Linked DNA regions of Homo sapiens: region 1 is linked to region 2. The links are chromatin loops, found by intact Hi-C in ENCODE. Cell type or tissue: PC-9. All regions are shown on one strand. Links, peaks and the distances in the headings refer to the core of each region. The heading gives the core; the rest is flanking DNA. Region 1 overlaps SLC60A1 (solute carrier family 60 member 1). Region 2 overlaps SLC26A9 (solute carrier family 26 member 9).

Region 1 (9,610 bases), core at 659-8,658, 330 kb before region 2:
TGGGCTTTGGTGCTCTGCTGAGCCCCCTTATTGCTGACCCTTTCCTGTCTGAGGCCAACTGCTTGCCTGCCAATAGCACGGCCAACACCACCTCCCGAGGCCACCTGTTCCATGTCTCCAGGGTGCTGGGCCAGCACCACGTAGATGCCAAGCCTTGGTCCAACCAGACGTTCCCAGGGCTGACTCCAAAGGACGGGGCAGGGACCCGAGTGTCCTATGCCTTCTGGATCATGGCCCTCATCAATGTGAGTGTCCCTGGGGTGGGCCAGGTAGGGAGCTAGTGGACAGTCCACACATCCCAGTCCACCCCACACCCAGTGAAGATTCTTCAGATGCTGAGAAACGTGCTGGGGCTGAGGTGTGCATCCCAGAGGCAGGAGGATGGGAGGACAAACCCTCCCCGGGATCCCCTGCACTACTCCACCATCCTTCAGCGACCTGTGATTGCAGTTCTCAAGGAGGGTAAAACAGTGAGCTGAGCACAGTGAAAATCAGGGTCAACTTTCGAATTATCTGAGGTTCTGTGGGAAACTAGTTTTTTCCTCCAAGGCCAGATGAAGTGGACCCTGGACAGACCCCGGCAGGAAGTGGAAGGTTTTTCTCTGGGTCCCTTCATCAATGGTGGGATTCTCCTGTGCCCTCCTGTCAGGGGCTCCTGTGGAGGCTAGGAGACAGACAAGATGACCTCTGAAGGGCCCTGCCTGCCAAGGCAGCCTATGGTGGGAACAGCGAGAGACCACTTCACCCCGTGACTGCGTCACATACCGAGGCCCGCTTTGTACACCCCTGCCAAGTCAGCACTGACTCTGGCCTCCAGCTGGAAACCTCCTCTGGTGCTCTGCAAACCCAAGTTGGGATCTCTCACGTTAGCCCAGACTGGAGCCAGAGTGTCAGGTGGGGAGACCCCCTACCCCCATCCACCTGGGTTGGGGAGGACTGTCGGGAACACCAGAGCATCCCTGGCTCCTGGGCCGGGGGTGGGGAGCATTACAGTGGCCACTGTCTTGGCTGTGGGATGGAGGCACCATGCTGCTTGTCATGGTGGCTTAGAGCCTCTCTTTGCAGTAGGTGGACTTCTCAGCTCTCCTGGGGCAGGTGGGCTGGACTCAGGCACTAGAGCAGCTGCCCAGCTGCTGCTGAGCCTCAGAATATGCCACACACATAGCACTGAAAGGAGCCTTTGAGACCACCATTCCAGTGAGCAGCAGGGCAAGGGTGGGGGTGTCATGCCATCACCAGCTCAAAGCCCTGACAAGGGACTGATAGGAGGCTGAGCCCGGCTGGAAGCCCTGACCCTCAGCATAGACCATCTACCTGCTGCCCCCTCATCACCAGTCCTTTTCCTTCCTTTCCTTTGTAGATTTCCTTTCCCTGGCCCGAATCTCCTCTGGGGGCTCTCATAAACCCACCCTCTCCGTCTGCTCCTTCCCTTTTCAGCCCATGCCCATCCATTGTTTTGGAAAGAATGCGGCTTTGGGCCCGTTCCTTCCAGGAGAGACCTGCGAAGGAAAGGAGCAGTGTCAGTAGAACCTCTAGGCTGAGACTCCCAGACCAGGAAGCCGGAAGGTCCGGCTTAAGCCCGAGGTTTGTTCTCTCTTGCCCCATGAAGTGCAGGCTGGAGGGACTTTGTTTGCTGCAGGATTTCCGGACTTTTTCTATTGGTTTGTGTCTGAAAATAAACAGTCCAGCACGGAGGAAGATGGGCTGTGCATGTACTCATGTGGGTGCACACGCACACACACATGTGCACCCCACCTGCCCTTCTCTGACTTTTAAGGTGGGGCTGCCTTCCCTGAATGGAATTCTTATAAAATTGGGTGTGTTCCTGCCAGCAATGCCAGCCAATCCTCTGTGAAGCCCTTCCCAGCACCCACCTCCCTGGAAAGCCCCACCTGAGCGATCACGCCTCTTGTACAGCTGTTTCCACTTGGCCTTCACTCAGGCACTCTGCCACTACAGGCCTCTGTGGGTGGGTTTCCTGTTTCCCCCCTCACACTGGAGGAAGGGCTGTGTCTCCCCCATTAGGGCTCAGCAGGGGCTGTTCTCTCCCCACTCAGGCCTGACTGCCAGGGGCCATGTCTGACCTTGACTTCTTTTTGAGTGTGCAGAAAGGCTCCCAAGGTCACCATAGGGAGGTGCCAACACAGGGGTGGTTTTTGTCTTTCACTCCTGTTAGGTGACTTGAGGAAATACTGGTGAGAGCCAGCCTGCCTCCAGGGGCAGGGAAGGGCTCCCCCAGAACACCACCAGGCAGGGGCTGGCAGTCTGCCAGCCTTCCATCTCTATCCTATGCCTCTCCCGTGGGCCAGGAAGAGCCCAATAGCTGGGCGCTCTCACCAGCCTCTGGGAGACATCTGCAGCTCCCTGGGCTTCCTGTCTTTCCTAAGTGAAAGGAACTGGGCTGAAGTTGCAGCAAGAAGGACAATAGTTAGACTTGATGCGGTACTTCCTGGCAACCAGGGTGGTGAGACACAAGCAGGGGCCCCTGAGGGAGGTGGTGGAGGCTTCCCCAGGCAACCTCAGAAGCAGGAGCCATTTCCCACTGCTCTGAAGGAGTTCCGATTTAGCATAAATAGCAGCAAACTGAACATAGGGCTTATGTGTACAGGCTGTTCGTAAACATGTATTTCTCAATCAAAAGGAGATCATGTTTTTGTTTTCAAGCCCCTGAGAAGAGCCTCTGTGCCCTGCTAGGATCAACATCACCAAGGCATCTCCTTAGGTAGAGACAGCACTGGAAGGATCAGGATGCCAGGCTCCATTCTGGCTTTGCCCCAAGTCCACTGTGTGACCAGGGCAGTCTCTCAGTCTCTAGTTTACCCCTCAGATCTCTTCCAGTTCTAACAGGTTACGACTAAGTGATAACATCCCCCAGCATGTTTTGTAGAGATGTGATGCCCAAAAGCAAAGCTGCTTTGTAAAGCATCACGCAACCCACCAGCATGAAGGAGTGTGAGGTGTGACACTCCAGCAAGCTTACTCCCAGCACCTCTCCTGGGCCAGCAGAGAGTTTGAGTCTAAGCTTTGCATGCGACAAATATCTGTCTTTTCAGGGACGCGAGTATGGTGATCAGGCAGCAATTACAGCAGGCCTCCCCACTCCTACCTTGGTCAAGGCACCTGGCTTCTTAGGTTGGGATGGCTCAGCTTTTAGCTGGGCACCCTTAGAAAAGAGCTGTCTTCTCCCAGGACTATGCACATGCAGTGTGTGCAGAGGCCAGGCGTGGGAAGGGGGAGCTTCAGGGCAGGGCTCTCCTGACCCTCTGCCTGCTCCCCAGCTTCCAGTGCCCATGGCTGTGCTGATGCTGCTGTCCAAGGAGCGGCTGCTGACCTGCTGTCCCCAGAGGAGGCCCCTGCTTCTGTCTGCTGATGAGCTTGCCTTGGAGACACAGCCTCCTGAGAAGGAAGATGCCTCCTCACTGCCCCCAAAGTTTCAGTCACACCTAGGTAGGGGCTCTAATGAATCTGCATCCTCACAGCCTCATGTTGAGGCTTCCTTGGTAACCCCTCTCCCAGAGAGAGTGAACCTAGATCACAGGTGATTTTTTTTTTTTTTTTTTTTGAGACAGAGTTTCACTCTCGTCGCCCAGGCTGGAGTGCAGTGGTGCAATCTCGGCTCATTGCAACCTCCGCCTCCCAGGTTCAAGCGATTCTCCTGTCTCAGCCTCCCAAGTTGCGGGGATTACAGTCACATGCCACTACACCTGGCTAATTTTTGTATTTTTAAAGTAGAGAAGGGGTTTCGCCACGTTGGCCAGGCTGGTCTCAAACTCCTGATCTCAGGTGATCCATCTGCCTCGGCCTCCCAAAGTGCTGGGATTATAGGTGTAAGCCACCATGCCTGGCCACAGGTGATAGTCCTTTTTTTTTTTAAAAAAAAAAAAAAAAAAGAAAATCTTGGCCCTGATGGTGCAACCTGACCAAGAGAATGAGGAAGGCAGACTTCTGACTTCACCCTCCATTCTGCTCAGCCTTGCCTTTTGTTACCTTGGGCAAGTCACCTGACCTCTCTGAGCCTTGGCTCCACCAAGACTGGGAGATGGACAGGGGTTATTCCTAACAGAAAGGTCGTGAAAGTAGAGGCAGTAAGTGGGCCCCATCCTGCAGGGCTCTTCTGACTGCCAGCCACGGCCCTGGGACATGCAGAGGGAGGGAGCAGAAGCTGAGACTCACCCCTGTTCTTCCTGTGCCTCCTGCAGGGCATGAGGACCTGTTCAGCTGCTGCCAAAGGAAGAACCTCAGAGGAGCCCCTTATTCCTTCTTTGCCATCCACATCACGGGCGCCCTGGTACTGTTCATGACGGATGGGTTGACGGTGAGCCTGCCTCAGAGGGCGCCCCCTACTGGGGGACCCTTCACCCCCAGACTCCAGTCTGGGAAAGGCAAGAGAAAGAGAGGAGCATGAAGGTTTCCTGGAGACTTCTCCTGGAGTACACTTGATTCAAAAATTTAATCTGAAGTCCTAGGGTGACTGTCTCCAGAATCAGTCACAGCACGTTGGTACTATGGGCTTCTGTCTTGGCCAATTGTTTTTTATTTTTGTTTTATTTTTGTTAATGCTATAGGTAGGGGCCTAACTGGTCTGTTGTCAAGGACAGGCTACCTGCATTTTTTAAAGGGGTGGTGCCCTATTCCCCAATTAGAGGTCATGCTATATAAACAGGGTACTTTGCTTCCTGGAATACATTACAAACCTGGGTGTCTCGAGCCAGTGTTGTAAACAAGCTTCAGGTGGAATTTAGGCCCAGCTGTTCATGCCACTAGTGACCTCTGTTACATTAGTTAGCACCTTTTTCCAGAAACTTCTTAGGATTATATTAGGGCAGTCGTGAATGGCTGATCAACTGATTGCCATATGATGACCTCTCCAGAGAAAAAGCCCTAAAAACTTAGATGACCTGGTGGAAAGTACTCGTGACAGTACTGGTTGACTTCCAGCACTGGGTGTGACCTCGGGCAAGTCACTTCTGTCTGCTTTCTCATCTGTAAAACCAGATGCTTGCACACACCTTTTTTTTTTTTTTTAAGTCATGTTCTGCTCTGGTTGAAGTGGGGAGCAGTGCCTGTCTGCCCAGGCCCTGCGGGCACTCCCATGGAGATCCAGAGCCACCTCTCTGGAACCCCTAGGTCTCCACAGTGCAGTCTGTAAGCTAAGGCACCCCAGCTTCTGTCCTCAGCTTGAGCCAAGTGTGTAGTGTGGCCTTGACTCCAAGCCCAGCCCTGGCTGAGCCTCTGGGAGTGGGAACAGGCAGTCCTCCCTCTGCCCTCCCCACACCTGCCCAGCCTGGGCTCCCTTTGTGAGGGTCATTGTCTGGCTGGGCTGCAGGTGTGCTCAACAGCGCCCGGTCTCTCCACAGGGTGCCTATTCCGCCTTCGTGTACAGCTATGCTGTGGAGAAGCCCCTGTCTGTGGGACACAAGGTGGCTGGCTACCTCCCCAGCCTCTTCTGGGGCTTCATCACACTGGGCCGGCTCCTCTCCATTCCCATATCCTCAAGAATGAAGCCGGCCACCATGGTTTTCATCAACGTGGTAAGCAGCTGAATAGCCTCCTCTCTCTTCTGAGAGACCCAGGAGAAGCCGCCTCCTCCTGGCCCTACCCCAGGACGTTTGCCCAGGCCTACATTCTGCCAGCAGGATGGGAACTCAGGAGTAGAGGGAAGAGAGGAGAGAGAGGATGACGAGGAAGGGGTGGGAGCCTGGGAGGTGGAGCCTACCTGGGTGACCATGAAAAGTCCCTTCCCCTCTCTGGGCTGCTGATCTTATACCCTTAAAACATAAAAGGAAAGGTCTGTAGGAGGTGCTGGCTGCAGTGTGTGGAGCCCATCCCAGCCAACAACTGGCTATGAGCGTGAGGAAAGCCAGTGCTGGCCCTGGTCCTCCTGTGTTTACCTTGGTGCCCAGCTGCTCAGAGCCCTCCAGTCAGTGGAAAGCTGTGGAGGCCAGGGATCCCACAACCGTCGGAATCACTGCCTCTGGGCTGGGGCCTGGGGATTTGCATTTGGTAGCTCTCCTAGGTGACTCTTTTTTTTTTTTTTTGAGATAGGGTCTCCCTTTGTCACCCAGGATGGAGCACAGTGGTGTGATCTCAGCTCACTGCAACCTCTGTCTCCCAGGTTCAAGTGATTCTCCTGCCTCAGCCTCCCAAGTAACTGGGATGACAGGTGCCTACCACCATGCCTGGCTAATTTTTGTATTTTTAATGGTGATGGGGTTTCACCACGTTGGCCAGGCTGGTCTTGAACTCCTGACCTCTTAATGATCCACCCGCCTCGGCCTCCCAAAGTGCTGGGATTACAGGAGTAAGCCACTCTGCCTAGCGCTAGGTGATTCTTAAGTAGGCAGGACATGGAGGATGACCTTCAAGGAACTGATCTGCCTAGGAGGCAGGAGGTCTGGGCCTGAGCAGTGGGTTAAGACCCTTGCCTTGGTGTGTCCATCCAGGTCACCATCCATGACACAGGGGTCCACATTACAGACTTCTGCCAAATTGTCTAGTCCAACCTCCCATCAGGCTTGAGCCACCTCTATCTATAACATCCCTTCCAAGGGGTTCACTGTCTGCTTAAACACCTCTAGTAACTGCAACTCACTACCTTTCCAAGTAGCCCAATGAGGGTACTAAGTCCAGGTAAGAAAGCATTTCCTTGGTTGAATTTCTAGCAGAGAGCGGGTTTGGACATAAGGTTGCAGTTTCAGAGACAAAGATCATGATCCCCAAGAAAGGCCTTTGGATTTGACCTCGTGCCAGTTGACCCCCAAGAAAGAAATTTCAGTTCAATGTAGATGGGAGGTAGGTGATAAACCCAAACGCAAGAGGTTGAGGGTGAGAGGGAGATGAGCAGTGGAGGAATTTGCATTTCTCTTTGTAAATATTTTTGAGTTGAAGGGAGTTGTGTTCTGCAGGACTCAGGGTGGTATGGGCCTGCTTATAGTAGAGGATAAAGGGAGGACACCTATTAGGAGGAGGAGTCTGTGAAAATACCATTGTGAGAGAGTAACCGAGTGAGGAAGGCCCTGACAGAGGGGAGGTGGGATGGAGAGCGGGAGTGGAGGAGGCTCTAAGCTCAGCAAGGAGGAAGGCCCCTGTCCATGGAGTTGGGGCGAAACGATGTCAAAGGGGAAAGGTTCCAGAAGAGGAAGGGCACAGACATGGGGCCAGCCCTGGCTTCCCTGTCTAGGTCAGACACAAGGCCAATTGCTAAGACAGAGGAGAGTGGGTGGAAATCTGGGTTTGGGAAAATAAAGGTCTGAAGCATCCACATATGTTAGGCATTGCCCATAGACACTCACCTGGAGTGCTGGGTTTTAAAAAGGAAAATCAGGTTCCTGGGCCCAACCCAGACTGAGTGAATCCGAATGTCCAGGAGGAGGCATAGCAATCTATAAATTAAACAAATACCCCAGGGGAATTACATCATCCAGCAAGCTCAGGAAAACACTGTCCTAGAACAAGTGACTCCCAAATACATTAGATTCACTGGAGCTGCTTTTTGAAAATAGGATCATGAAAAGGCCAGGCGCGGTGGCTCACACCTGTAATCCCAGAACTTTGGGAGGCCGAGGCGGGTGGATCATGAGGTCAGGAGTTCGAGACCAGCCTGACCAACATGGTGATACCCCATCTCTACTAAAAATACAAAAATTAGCCGGGCGTGGTGGCGCCTGCCTGTAATCCCAACTACTCAGGAGGCTGAGGCAGGAGAATCACTTGAACCTAGCAGGCAGAGGTTGCAGTGAGCTGAAATGGTGCCACTGCCCTCCAGCCTGAGAGACAGAGCAAGACTTCAAATCAAAAAAAAAAAAAAAAAAAAAGAAAGAGAAAATAGGATCATGGACCCCTACCCCAGAGATTCTAATTTAGGAGGTATGGAGAAGAGCCTGGGCCTCTGGGTTGTTTTGGAAGCTTTCCAGCTGCTTTTGTGGGCACCCTGTTTGGGAACTGCAGCTGAGTGGCCCTGAGCAAGCCTCTCCTGTGTAGATGTGAAGTGCCTGTGTCATATTCACTGTGACTACTTCCGAGTATTCCTCTCTAGGTTAAATTAATGGCCACCCTGTTCTCAGCATTCTCCTGGAGCTCAACAGCTACTTCCTGACTTAGTATGTTTGTGCTATGTGCAAAGCCCTGCTGCAAACTGCAGGCCGCCAAGTTCTGGAAGACAAGGTTCTTGCTTCCAGGGAGCTTACGGCCGGCCAGAGGAGGGCAGTGTGCCCCAGCACAGATGGAGGGTGAGGGTGTAGGCAGTGGGGATGCAGGCTCAGTACCAGACTGAGTCACTGGCTGAGGCAGGGGCCACACTGCGTGGGAAGAGAGTTGGTGGAGCTGATAGTTCGTCCTGGTTAGTCTTCTATCACCAAGGCTAAAATAAGACTCGGGTGTCTTTCAAACTTCCCCAAATTTAGGGATTTTCAGGGTGACGGTCTTTGAGGCATGGCTGGAAATGCATGTGGTTTGTACATGGGGTAGCCAGGTGGAAGAAGAGGAGCAGGAGTGGCGGCTTCCAAACCCCGGCATCTGTCCCAGGCTCCTAAGTTGAACACTGAATATTAAGAAGGTGCCAGCCCCTGAAGGCAGGAGGTGAGCAGGCCTGGCTGAAGTTCAAAGGCCCGTGTTCAAAGGCCTGGGTTAGGGGCTAGGAGGCTAACTTGGGGGGAGCACGGTAGGCAGGGTGGGGGATCGGGAGCAGAAAAAGATGAGGATGGGGAAGTAAACAGGGGCTACATCCTCAGGGTTTTGTAAGGTGGGCTTTGAATTTTATTCTAAGTGGGCAGGAAGCCAATAGGTTTTAAGCAGGTCTGCGTTGCATTTTCTTTTTTCTTTTTATTTTTTTGCATCTCACAGATACATTTATTCATGCTATGAAGTAAACGACACTTATACAGGTGCCCCGTGATGTTTCACATTTCCATCTAACATAGCTTGCATTGCATTTTTAAAATTTATTATTGTTTTTTTTAGAGAGACAGGGTCTCACTATGTTGCCCAGGCTGGTCTTGAACTCCTGGGCCCAAGCGATCCTTCCTGCCTCAGCCTACCAAAGTGGTAGAACTAGACAGGAGCCACCATCTCCAGCCACTTGCACTGCATTTTAAAAGTGCACTCCAGTGTGGAAGAACAGACTGTAGCTGGCAAGAGTCAAACACAGACTGTCTGTTATTGTAGTCCAGGCGCAAGAGGGAGGTGGCTGGGATGGGGTGGTCTGGATGGATCTGGAGCAGTACAAGGATCGAACATGTTTTTTGAGATGGTGTGGACAGGACTTGTTGCTGACCCAGGTGTGGGAGGTAAGGAAAGGAGGAATCAAGGACCTTAGACACAGGACTTGAGCAACTGCATGACTGGGATGCCCTCACTTGATGTGTGCAGGAGTAGGATTGGCAGAGGAAATTAAGAGTCTAGTTTGGGCCACATGGTTAGTCATCCAGGGACTGACTATATCCAAGGGGCAGCTTTAGGTGCAAGTCCGGAGTCCTGGACACAGCTCATGGCTAGAGGGATAGATACAAGCATGCCTGCTGTAGAGGCAGGTGAAACGTGGAGCAGGGCACTGCGGACATGGAAGAGCCAGAAGAGAATCCTGGGCCACCCCAACATTGAGAGAGTGAACAGA
Region 2 (9,610 bases), core at 907-8,906:
GAAGAGTTAACATGATTGGCTCTTTGCCAGGTAAAGAAGGATAAGGCAGATTTACCAAAGGGAGGCATTTCCCTGATGGGCCCTGGGGTCAAGGGGGACTGTCTGGGCCCAGGTCCCATCCGTTTTCCCTGTGTTGGTACTAGCACCCTCTTCCCCTCTGAGTCTCTGGGTGCAAAGAGGAATTCCCAAAAGTTTTGTGCAGAATAACTGGTATCTATTACTAGGATGCCAGATGATTCTGCCAGCTACCCATCCCCCTCTTTGGGGTTTCTAGCCAGCCTCCAGGGGAAGGGAGCAGCCTCTGAGGGCAGTGATGTTTCAGGAGGCTGAGGCAGAACCTTAGTGGGCTGTCCCCGGGGAGGTAGCTCTGGTGGTCTCGACGGTCCTGGCCACTGTCCAGGCTAGAGTCTGATGTGCTTGCTGACAGCAGTGGTGGTTTGGGCAGCCTTGGGGATGATGGAGGGGGGGCGCATAGTTACCAAGGCCTAGACTCCTGGGTGTGGAGAGCACATGGTCCCTGGGTGCAGAGCTGCCAGAGACAGAGTTGAGGCAGCTGGGGAAGGCAAGCCAGAGTCCTAACCAAGTTTATCCCTATGTCCGTGACAGCCTGACACCATCTGACACCGAGCCGTGTGGGCTCTGGGACACTTTTTGAAGCTTGTACAGCAGGCCAGCACAGTTGTACTTGTCCTTCTGTTTTTGGCTCACTCGTAAAAGCTGGAAGTCAAGGTGTCCTTCAGCTGCCAAGGACAGGGCAGAGGTGGGTGGGGTGGAGTGAGCAGGAGGCTTGTCCATTGCGGCCAGGGCCTGACGGGTGAAGAGTGGGCTCACCAGACTCTCACTCCTGTAAGGGTAGCACCCCCCTGCTGCTGAGAGGCTCTCTCTGGAGATGCGGGGAGGGAAGGAAGGGAGGAGAGAGGGGGAGAGGAGAGAGGAACCCAAGCTCTGGGGGATGCACTTTCCTCCGCCCGACACCCCCTGTGACCCCAGGCTCATCCTTTATGGAAGTCCCAAGTGCCAGGCACTCTGTAGGCAGCATGAGGACTGGCTGAGCCCTCACAGGGCGGTCAGGGTCTCTGCGTGAAACATGCTCCCGAACATCTCCTGCAGGAACCACAGGAAGGAAGTGGGAGGGGAAGAGAGAGGTTAGACCAGTTGGGGTCACAGTGGCTGCAACCAAGAGGTGACCCTAGGAACCCCTGGCCAGAACAAAGCACCTGTGTGTGTGTGTGTGTGTGTGTGTGTGTGCGAGAGTGTGTGTGAACAGGGGAGAGGCAGGGTCAGCCTAGGAGGTGAACCAGTCCAGCGTGGCAGGAGCAGGTGCTGAAATCTACATGTGAATCACCTCCTGTGTGCTGTGTGACCTTCCACGTGTCCCTCGCCCCCTAATAGCTTCACTTTCCTCATTGGGTAAAATGAGGGTTGGCAGTAGACAAGCTCTGAAGTCCTTTCTCACGTTGATAAGCTATTTTGGTCCTATCCAGGCTTTTTGGAATGTGCTGGAGATTCCAAGAGGGCACCGAAATCAGTCTGCCAAATCTCTGTGGCTCCAGCTCTATTTTCTAATCTGTCCCACCTGCCATCAGCACTGTGAGAGACGGATTCAGAGCACCATGGAGCTCAATGTCAAAAAGAATGGGAAGAGGCACAAAGAGAGACACTACTTCTCATAGACCCAAAGCCAGATTTCTCCAAACCTAGTCATCTGGTTTCTTTTAATTCAGGGCATTGGTGGGGTGGTGTTAATCCAGGGGCCCTATGGGGATGGTGATCCCTCATATCCACATATCTTTTAGGTTTTGTTTTGTTTGTTTTTGAGACAGTCTAGCTCTGTCACCCAAGCTGGAGTGCAGTGGCACGATCTCGGCTCACTGCAACATCTGCCTCCCAGGTTCAAGTGATTCTCATGCCTCAGACTTCCGAGTAGCTGGGACTACAGGCATGCACCACTACGCCTGGCTAATTTTTGTGCTTTTAGTAGAGACGGGGTTTCGCCATGTTGGCCAGGCTGGTCTCAAACTCCTGACCTCAGGTGGTCCGCCCACCTCAGCCTCCCAAAGTGCTGGGATTACAGGTGTGAACCATTGCACCCAGCCACATATTTTTTAGTTCTTAAGGCTTGTCCACATGCAATAATAATTCATTTGTAGACCCAGAATCCATCTATTCTACCATAACGTAAGTTTCTAAAAGGCAGAGGCCTTTGTTTTGCTCACTGCTATGTGCCCATCCTGAACTGTGTCAGGCAAACAGTAGGTACGCCATAAATACCTGCTGAATTAATGAAAGAACAAGTGACTGCCCTGCCAATCTTGTGTGGTGGATGGGACAGGTATTACCTATGTTTCCCCTAATTTCACAGATGATAAAAACTAGGGCCCAGGGTGTATGTGGCTTGCTCAGGGTCACGTGGGTGATGTGTTGGAGAATAAGAATAGATACTGGTTCTCTAGGACTTGGTCCAGTGACTCACCCTCTCCCCACGATAACTTTCAGGGAGTGAGAAGAATGAAAACAAAGGCCAGGCATCGTGGCTTATGCCTGTAATCCAGGCACTTAGGAGACCGAGGCAGGCAGATTGCTTGAGATCGGAAGTTCGAGACCAGCCCAGCCAACATGGTGAAAAGCTGTCTCTACTAAAAATACAAAAATTAGCTGGGCGCAGGCCTGAAGTCCCAGCTACTCGGGAGGCTGAGGCAGGAGAACCTCTGGAACCCGGGAGGCAGAGGTTGCAGTGAGCTGAGATCATGCCACTGCATTCCAGTCTGGGTGATAGAGTGAGACTTTGTCTCAAATTAAAAAAAAAAAAAAAAGAAAAGGAAAAGAAAAAAAACAAAGATGACCACAAATCTTTGTGGCCTTGAATGTGACTGCTCTGGGCTGGAGGTGAGACAGCTGAGTGAACGCCTTGTATTTGACAGCGACCCCATCCTTCCCCTCTTCGCCCTGCTCCCACCCTCACAGCCCCTTCCCTCAGCTCACCTGCTCTAAGTCCCAGTAGCTGCGAATGTCCTCCTCTGAGTCGTACAAGGAGAGCTCAGCATCCCCTGGAGCCTGGAAGGGAGGAAGCCAGTGCAGAATGAGCTTCAGTGACTGAACAGCAAAGTTGGTGCATGGTGGCAGGAAAAGGGACAGGTGGCCGGCTCTGGTTGGACGCTGCTTCCTGACACATGACTTATCCTCTTGCCCCTTCCCTTACCTGCCTCACAAAAACAGCACGGCTGTGGTCTTCCCCCTTATACCAGACAGGTGTGTATCGCGGTCTTCCCTCCTTTGTGGGCCGTTAGAGGCAGGGAAGGTTTTACTCAGCTTAGAAAAACTATTGGCTAGCTGCCTGACCTTGGGGAATTCCTGTCCTCCTGGGAATATATTTTCTAATCTGTTCAAGTCTGATAACCAGCCTCACTTTGCCTGCTTTGTCCCTCACAATGCTGTTGAAAAGGTGTGTGTTTATGTGTGTGATTTGTATCTGTGAATGGTCTATAATATGTAAGTATATATTATATAAAATATAAATTATTTATAAGTCTATGACTAATCAAGTATACATACCAACTAGAGTAGCTGAACATGATTAGGGCACTAACAACTAATGCAGCTTCCTCCAGAATCTCCCTCTTTGCTCTGCGGACAAATTCACGAAGCAGGAAAGCCCGTTGTTTCCCCAGGGTTTCCCTCTAGGCATGGAGGGCAGGAGCCAGCGCCCTGTGTGTTCCTGGGCAGTCTTTCAGCACTTAGAACAGATGGTTTCACCTTCATCAGTCTCTTAAGGCAAAGAGCAAATCATTGCTCTAGGGCCAGAAAAGCCTTTCTTATGACCCACAGAGGGCAGGGGAGGTTTTTACCCAGGGCTGGGGCACAACAAGAGTCTTGGGAGGCCAAGGGCAGGAGCTGAGCTGGGAGGGGACCCTGAGGGCTAGAGATGACTGGGGATCTGGGCAGGGACCCCAAGGAGGTAGGCTTTTTCTGACTCCCCAGTCTTCTGGAGTTTTAGATGGTGTTATTTGTATCCCATTTGTAACTTACTGAGCTAGTAAATTAAATGTCAAAAAGCTGAGACAAAACTCAGACCCAATCTCTTTATCCCTCACCAGCCTGAAATCTCTAAGCTCCGGTAAGTTAAAATGGGTAGGCTTACTCCCCTCCCCTCCCTTCCCGAAAGCCCCCTTTAGAAAGAGATGAGGAGGAGGCAGGGAACGATGCCAGCAGAGTGGGCCTGCTCTACTATGCTTTGGGTGTTTGTGCAACCAGAAAACTTATATTGATAAAGAATTTTTACAATACACAAAGTGCTTTCAAGTGACACAAAAGATGTAATTATCATTTAACCCTAAAACAAAATAAAAGAAAAATGCAGAGAGGTAGGTAATGTTAGTTGATGGTGCTCATTCTATAGATAAGGAAACAGATTCAGAAAACTGAAATGGCAGACTTGATATTGGAACTTAAACCTTCTCCTGTGTTCTTTCTAATAATGCCTCTTGGTCCTGCTATTTCAGTGCCTTGGAGCCTAGGATTCCCCAGGTGCAAGAACCTTACCCCTTGGAAGTTGTGTCCTGGGGTCACGTCTCTAGCATTTGCCTGGGCAAAGAGGACTGCGTCATGTATGCTGGGAAAGACGTGCTTGCATTCTAGACTCCCATCCTCAAAGACGCCTCCATGGCTAATGTCATTGTACACCTGGGCTAGAAGGAGAAAAGATCACCTTCAGAAAGATAACAGCCATTGTGGATTGGAGCTGGGGGTGGGGAAGATAGTGAGACCAGAGCAGGGATGGGAGAGGCCTGAGGTCCCAGCTCTTGCTGTATCTGAGGGCCATGGCATTGGCAGTGCAATATCAGTTTTGGACGGCAGAGGGCAACATGAACTTGAGGATGCTGAAGTTTCAACCCAGAGCAGAAGGAAGCAGTTTGATTTAGGGAGTCAGTACTTTGTGGTGATTCGAGTGGAAAAGCCTAAGCCATCCTTGAAGAGGCCGCTGCCAGTTCTATCCCCCAAGGACCCATCCTTCCTCTTGTTTTCCCAGACCTTTCCAGCAACTTCCAATGTGTGGCATTGGAAGTTTGTGTGGATTACTCTTAATCCTAGAGATGGTTTCCTGAGGGGGTGTCCAGTGAGGTTGGGGAGAATCCACTGCTTCTAACTCCAGAACATATCATAGCAGGTCATTGCCACTGCAGATTCTCTCCCCGAACGTGGCCATGCGGAGCTTGGGAACTGCAGCCCTGCTGGAGGGGGTCTGACCCAGTGCAGGGAGCTGGGTGTGTGTGTATGTGCCCCTTCACATTCTCCTGTGTGTCTGTGTGCACTTGCTCCCACATCTCTGCACTTTGCGTACATGCTAGTCATGTAAATGTCTGCTGCCCTGTGGCCACGTCCTTGAGGCTGTGTATATGCACCCTTTGGAGGCTGTATGCCTACAAAACTGCATATTTATATGTTCCCTGGGGAATTAGGGTACCGTGTGCTCTATGCCTATATCGATTCACAGAGTTTCTGATTGGGAGAGGATCCCCAAATCCATCTAGTCAACCCTCTCGTTTTACATAGGTAGAAATAGATCCCTTGAGAGATAAAGTGACTCGGCCAAGGATACGTGGCAAATTAGTTATGGGGTAGATTAGAATCCTAGCTGTCCTTCTGTAACTCCATGACCTCCTCACCCCCACTCTGTCACTAAGGCCCCTAGGATGTTTATGCAATCTGACCAGTCTCTTTGGACTTGTACCTGAAGCTTTTATGAGCAGGCAGCAGCTTGTGGGGGATAGCTGGGTGCTCTCGTTTCCAACCTCCTCACTATTCAGACCCCACCAACCTGTTCCTACCCCACACTCCTTGCCAGTCTTTCAGTCCCTAAATGTCCTCTTTCTCTTACCATGGATGTTCACCAAGAAGACCTTCACGCCGATCTTCCCATAGGTGGAGCTCAGCTAGAAGTGTTGTTGGGGTAGGGAGGCAAAAGGAAAGGAATGTTCTGAGTGGGTCTCAAAAGTGATTCACAAAACGTACTTCAGAGGGGAAGCCAAACAAATAAGCAACCCTGAGAGCCCAGCAGCCAAAGACAAAAATAGCAGCAAAGCACACCACTTCTCCCTGGAGTGTTGGCTGACGGTTTCTCTGGGAAGTGGAGCGGAAATGGACTTTTGCCAACGTGGCGGGCACTTAAAGTCACCATGGCCCCTTCTTGTGGGGCTAGATATTTTCTTTTTTTTTCTTTTGAGATGGAGTTTCACTCTGTTGCCCAGGCTGGAGTGCAGTGGCGTGATCTTGGCTCGCTGCAACCTCCGCCTCCTGGGTTCAAGCAATTCTCTGCCTCAGCCTACCGAGTAGCTGGGACTACAGGGGCCCGTCACCACACCTGGCTAATTTTTGTATTTTTAGTAGAGGCGGGGTTTCACCATGTTGGCCAGGCTGGTCTTGAACTCCTGACCTTGTGATCCACCTGCCTTGGCCTCCCAAAGTGCTGGGATTACAGGAGTGAGCCACCACGCCCGGCTGATCTTTTCTTTCAGTAGCTTAGATTCTCAGACTTCTTTGTGGCTTCAGACAGAAGCTGCAGGGGAGGATGGAGGCTCAGGGAGTCTAGAGCTTCAGCCAAGGCTGGCCTGGACTCCAGATCCTGGCTAAGGAAGCCGGCTGAGGCCCAAGGCTGGGTATGGGGCCTGCCCTGCGCCTGGTTGATGGTGAAGGCAGTCCGAACACTCTCTGTGCCCATTGTTCCCCTGGCTTGCCTCTATCTGAGCCAGCTCTGAGGTTTGCTGACTCCCGCCATTGGCGGTGGCTGCTGGAAAGTTATCAGATGGATACATTCATTCAAGGTGTCCCGTGGGCTCTCTGTTTGGCCTGATGGTGTGGGGCACTGGTATTATTCCTTCTCCTGTCCTAGGGTGGCCGGTGAATGAGGGACAAGGGCAGCAGATCATGAACCAGGAGCCAAACCGGACCCTCCTCAGAGAACCTGGGTGGGTTCCTGATGGCTGAGAGGGACTTGGGATGGCCACTGCTGGGGGTGTTGGGAGCACAGGGGCCTGAAACTCTGGTAGACTTGTCCCGCCACTCATTGTCATGGGCCGTCTGGGCCTGCTCTGTGGAGAATGTCTCAACCTGGTGGCGTCTGGGGAAAGGAGGGATTCCTAGGAGCTGTTAGTCTCCCCAGTGAGCTTCCTCCCTCAGCTTCCTGAAATGAGGGCTCCCAGGAAAGGGAATGTGGAGAGCAGAGCGGAGGGGGTGGAGTGGGTGGTGCTTGCTGTTCCCGAGGGCCTCACCTTGGCCAGGGCCTTGATGCCCATCAAGTCCACGAAGCTGACTCCACTCATGTCCAGGATGAGGGTGTGGAAGGTGACGAAGGGTGGGACGCTGGCCAGCATGTCACTGGGCTCGCCGGGGGCCTCAGCGGAGGCTGGTGGCTCACTCTGGGCAGGTGAGGAGCTGTCAGGGCTGAAGGTGATATAGGACACGCTGGTGCCGTTAGCCGGGGTCTGGTTGTTGTTGGGGTCGGTGGGGGGCGCATTCTCAAAGTCCTGCTGCAGCTCCTGCAGGGAGACAGTCTGGAAGGGTGGGGACAGTGGGCAGAGTCAGGGACCACCAGACTGAGCCAGACCTTGCTGTGACTGAAGCAGGGGCATGGAGGGTGTAGGTGTAGGGGAATAACTCGCCTCGGTGATGGTGAACACAGACCCTGAAAGCTCCACCAGAGAGGCCTCTCCCAAAGCCCTTTCTTAGGCAGGGCCTGCAAACTTGGTCTCCTACAACCCAGACAAAGTCAGAGGACCCAGCCAAGAGAGGCACTGAAGCCTCAAGCCCACTCTCTCTGGGAGAAAGCCCCTCCGGGGACACTGAGCTCCTTTATTTCTTGAGACAGAGTCTCCCTCTGTTGCCTAGGCTGGAGTGCAGTGGCACTATCTCGGCTCACTGCAACCTCTGCCTCCCGGGTTCAAGTGATTCTCGTGCCTCAGCCTCCTGAGTAGCTGGGATTACAGGTGCCCACCACCACGCCTGGCTAATTTTTGTGTATTTTTAGTAGAGACAGCGTTTCGCCACGTTGGGCAGGCTGGTCTCGAACTCCTGAACTCATGAGAGTGATTCTCCCATCTCGGCCTCCTAAAGTGCTGGGATTACAAGGATTACTGCCATGGCCACCCCAGCCTTGCTAGCCCTGGGCTGCCTGGGTTCCCCAGGAAATTCACTGCTGTTCCCCCTCTGGGTTGTTCAAAAGTCCATGGGCCATGTCCTATCTTAGCCAGAAAATGGAGAAGGGCCTTGGGGGTTCAGTGGCTTCCCTGGGAGATGGTAGCACCTCATCCAAGAAGAAAAATGCCCAGGCTGGGCGCAGTGGCTCAGGCTTGTAATCCCAGCACTTTGGAAGGCTAAGGTAGGTGGATCACCTGAGGTCAGGAGTTTGACACCAGCCTGGCCAACATGGTGAAACCCAATATCTACTAAAAATACAAAAATTAGCTGGGTGTGGTGGCACCTGTAATCTCAGCGACTTGGGAGGCTAAGGCAGGAGAATCGCTTGAACCCCAGAGGTGGAGGTTGCAGTGAGCCAAGATAACGCCATTGCACTCAAGCCTGGGTGACAAGAGCAAAATTCCATCTCTAAAAAGAAAAAGAAAAAAAAGAAGAAAAATGCCCAGCGGCCACCAGGCAGTGTTCCCAGAGACTTTCTGTCTTTGCCTGTCAGGGTGGGAAGCGGGGCCCCCAGGGTACCATGAGTAACAGGGGGCAGTATCAGAATGGGCAGGAGAGCAGGGCACGGGGCTGCTTCTGGCCTTCATTCACCTTGGTTTTCATGAATAGAGACCTCCTCTGTTGTGTGGGCCTCATTCTCCGCTTCTCCTGCTTCTTGAGGTATTTTTGCTTGGCTAGTAATACTTTCTGGGGGTCCATGCCTGTCTGCAGGGAGAGAGCCAACAGCAATCTTGACCTCCACCCTCTATGGGAGTGGCCTATTCTCAGCTCCCACCGCCCTTCTGCTTCCATTTTCCGGCCACTCTCTGTCCAGAGCCTCTGGTCGCCAGGGACTGAGCCTTACCTTGGCGATGACCTTTTGCCTGAAGATCTCTGAGTTGGCAAAGTAGAGAGGGGAGCAGTACGTGATGATTTTAATCCCCTGGATATCCTGGGCCTGTGACAGGGAGACTGAGCTCAAGTTGCAGAAATGTCTTTATTGGCTTTAAAAAGCAACCTCTTCTTGGGGTGGTGCAGAGCAAAAGAAGGAGGTCATAAGCTTGAATTACCTACCCTATTATAGGTCTTGGGATTCACATAAATGTCAGTGTCCATGACCTGGGCCAGTGCATAGCCATTTCGACTGGATGAAGCAGGAAGAGAAAAACATAAGAGAATGCTAATGGCACATGGGCCTGGAAGGGTGCCCCTGCTGGGGCGGGGGCAGAGCCAAGGTAGGATGGGGTCCTGTCCTCACCCCCAGACTTGCTGTGTCTGTCTTTTTGCACTGGAGACACATGTCTGGTGGCCTGTGGCCTCCTATAACTATGAGGATGACAGGCAGGTCCTTGACATAGCTCCCAGACCACAGGGCAGGGGAGAGAAGTGGTGGGAGAAGTGGTGGGAGTCGCCCTGAAGTCATCATTTCCTTGTTCTGAGT

The links. Hi-C counts contacts between places; a loop is a spot of excess contacts. Peaks named below come from ENCODE experiments on the same cell type or tissue, not always from the same donor. Only the 100,000 strongest peaks of a DNase experiment are listed, where the experiment ranks them.
Region 1: a loop joins it to region 2, with 3 times the contacts of the local background. A loop is called at or near these places in 5 of 110 quality-filtered maps.

Annotation. Positions count from the first base shown.
Region 1 is chr1:205,580,677-205,590,286 of GRCh38, forward strand. SLC60A1 (solute carrier family 60 member 1) reads left to right here. Exons shown (of 10, transcript NM_181644.5): 3 at 1-245; 4 at 3,279-3,447; 5 at 4,200-4,315; 6 at 5,358-5,531. LOC124904491 (a long non-coding RNA gene) reads right to left here. Exons shown (of 3, transcript XR_007066823.1): 2 at 4,174-4,373; 3 at 244-1,499. Among named protein-coding and RNA genes, the nearest start is that of SLC60A1-AS1, 16 kb to the left of the region's middle. RefSeq lists enhancers at 5,066-5,115, 5,595-6,385. In PC-9, for the core only: a CTCF peak has its summit at 4,344 (motif pointing left); a DNase peak (open chromatin) is centred at 4,685.
Region 2 is chr1:205,914,301-205,923,910 of GRCh38, forward strand. SLC26A9 (solute carrier family 26 member 9) reads right to left here. Exons shown (of 21, transcript NM_052934.4): 14 at 9,244-9,313; 15 at 9,035-9,127; 16 at 8,782-8,895; 17 at 7,266-7,547; 18 at 5,876-5,930; 19 at 4,540-4,685; 20 at 2,983-3,054; 21 at 1-1,104. The coding sequence ends at 1,057. Among named protein-coding and RNA genes, the nearest start is that of SLC26A9-AS1, 16 kb to the right of the region's middle. RefSeq lists enhancers at 5,733-6,264, 6,265-6,795. In PC-9, for the core only: CTCF peaks have their summits at 4,851 (motif pointing right) and 5,052; a DNase peak (open chromatin) is centred at 4,881.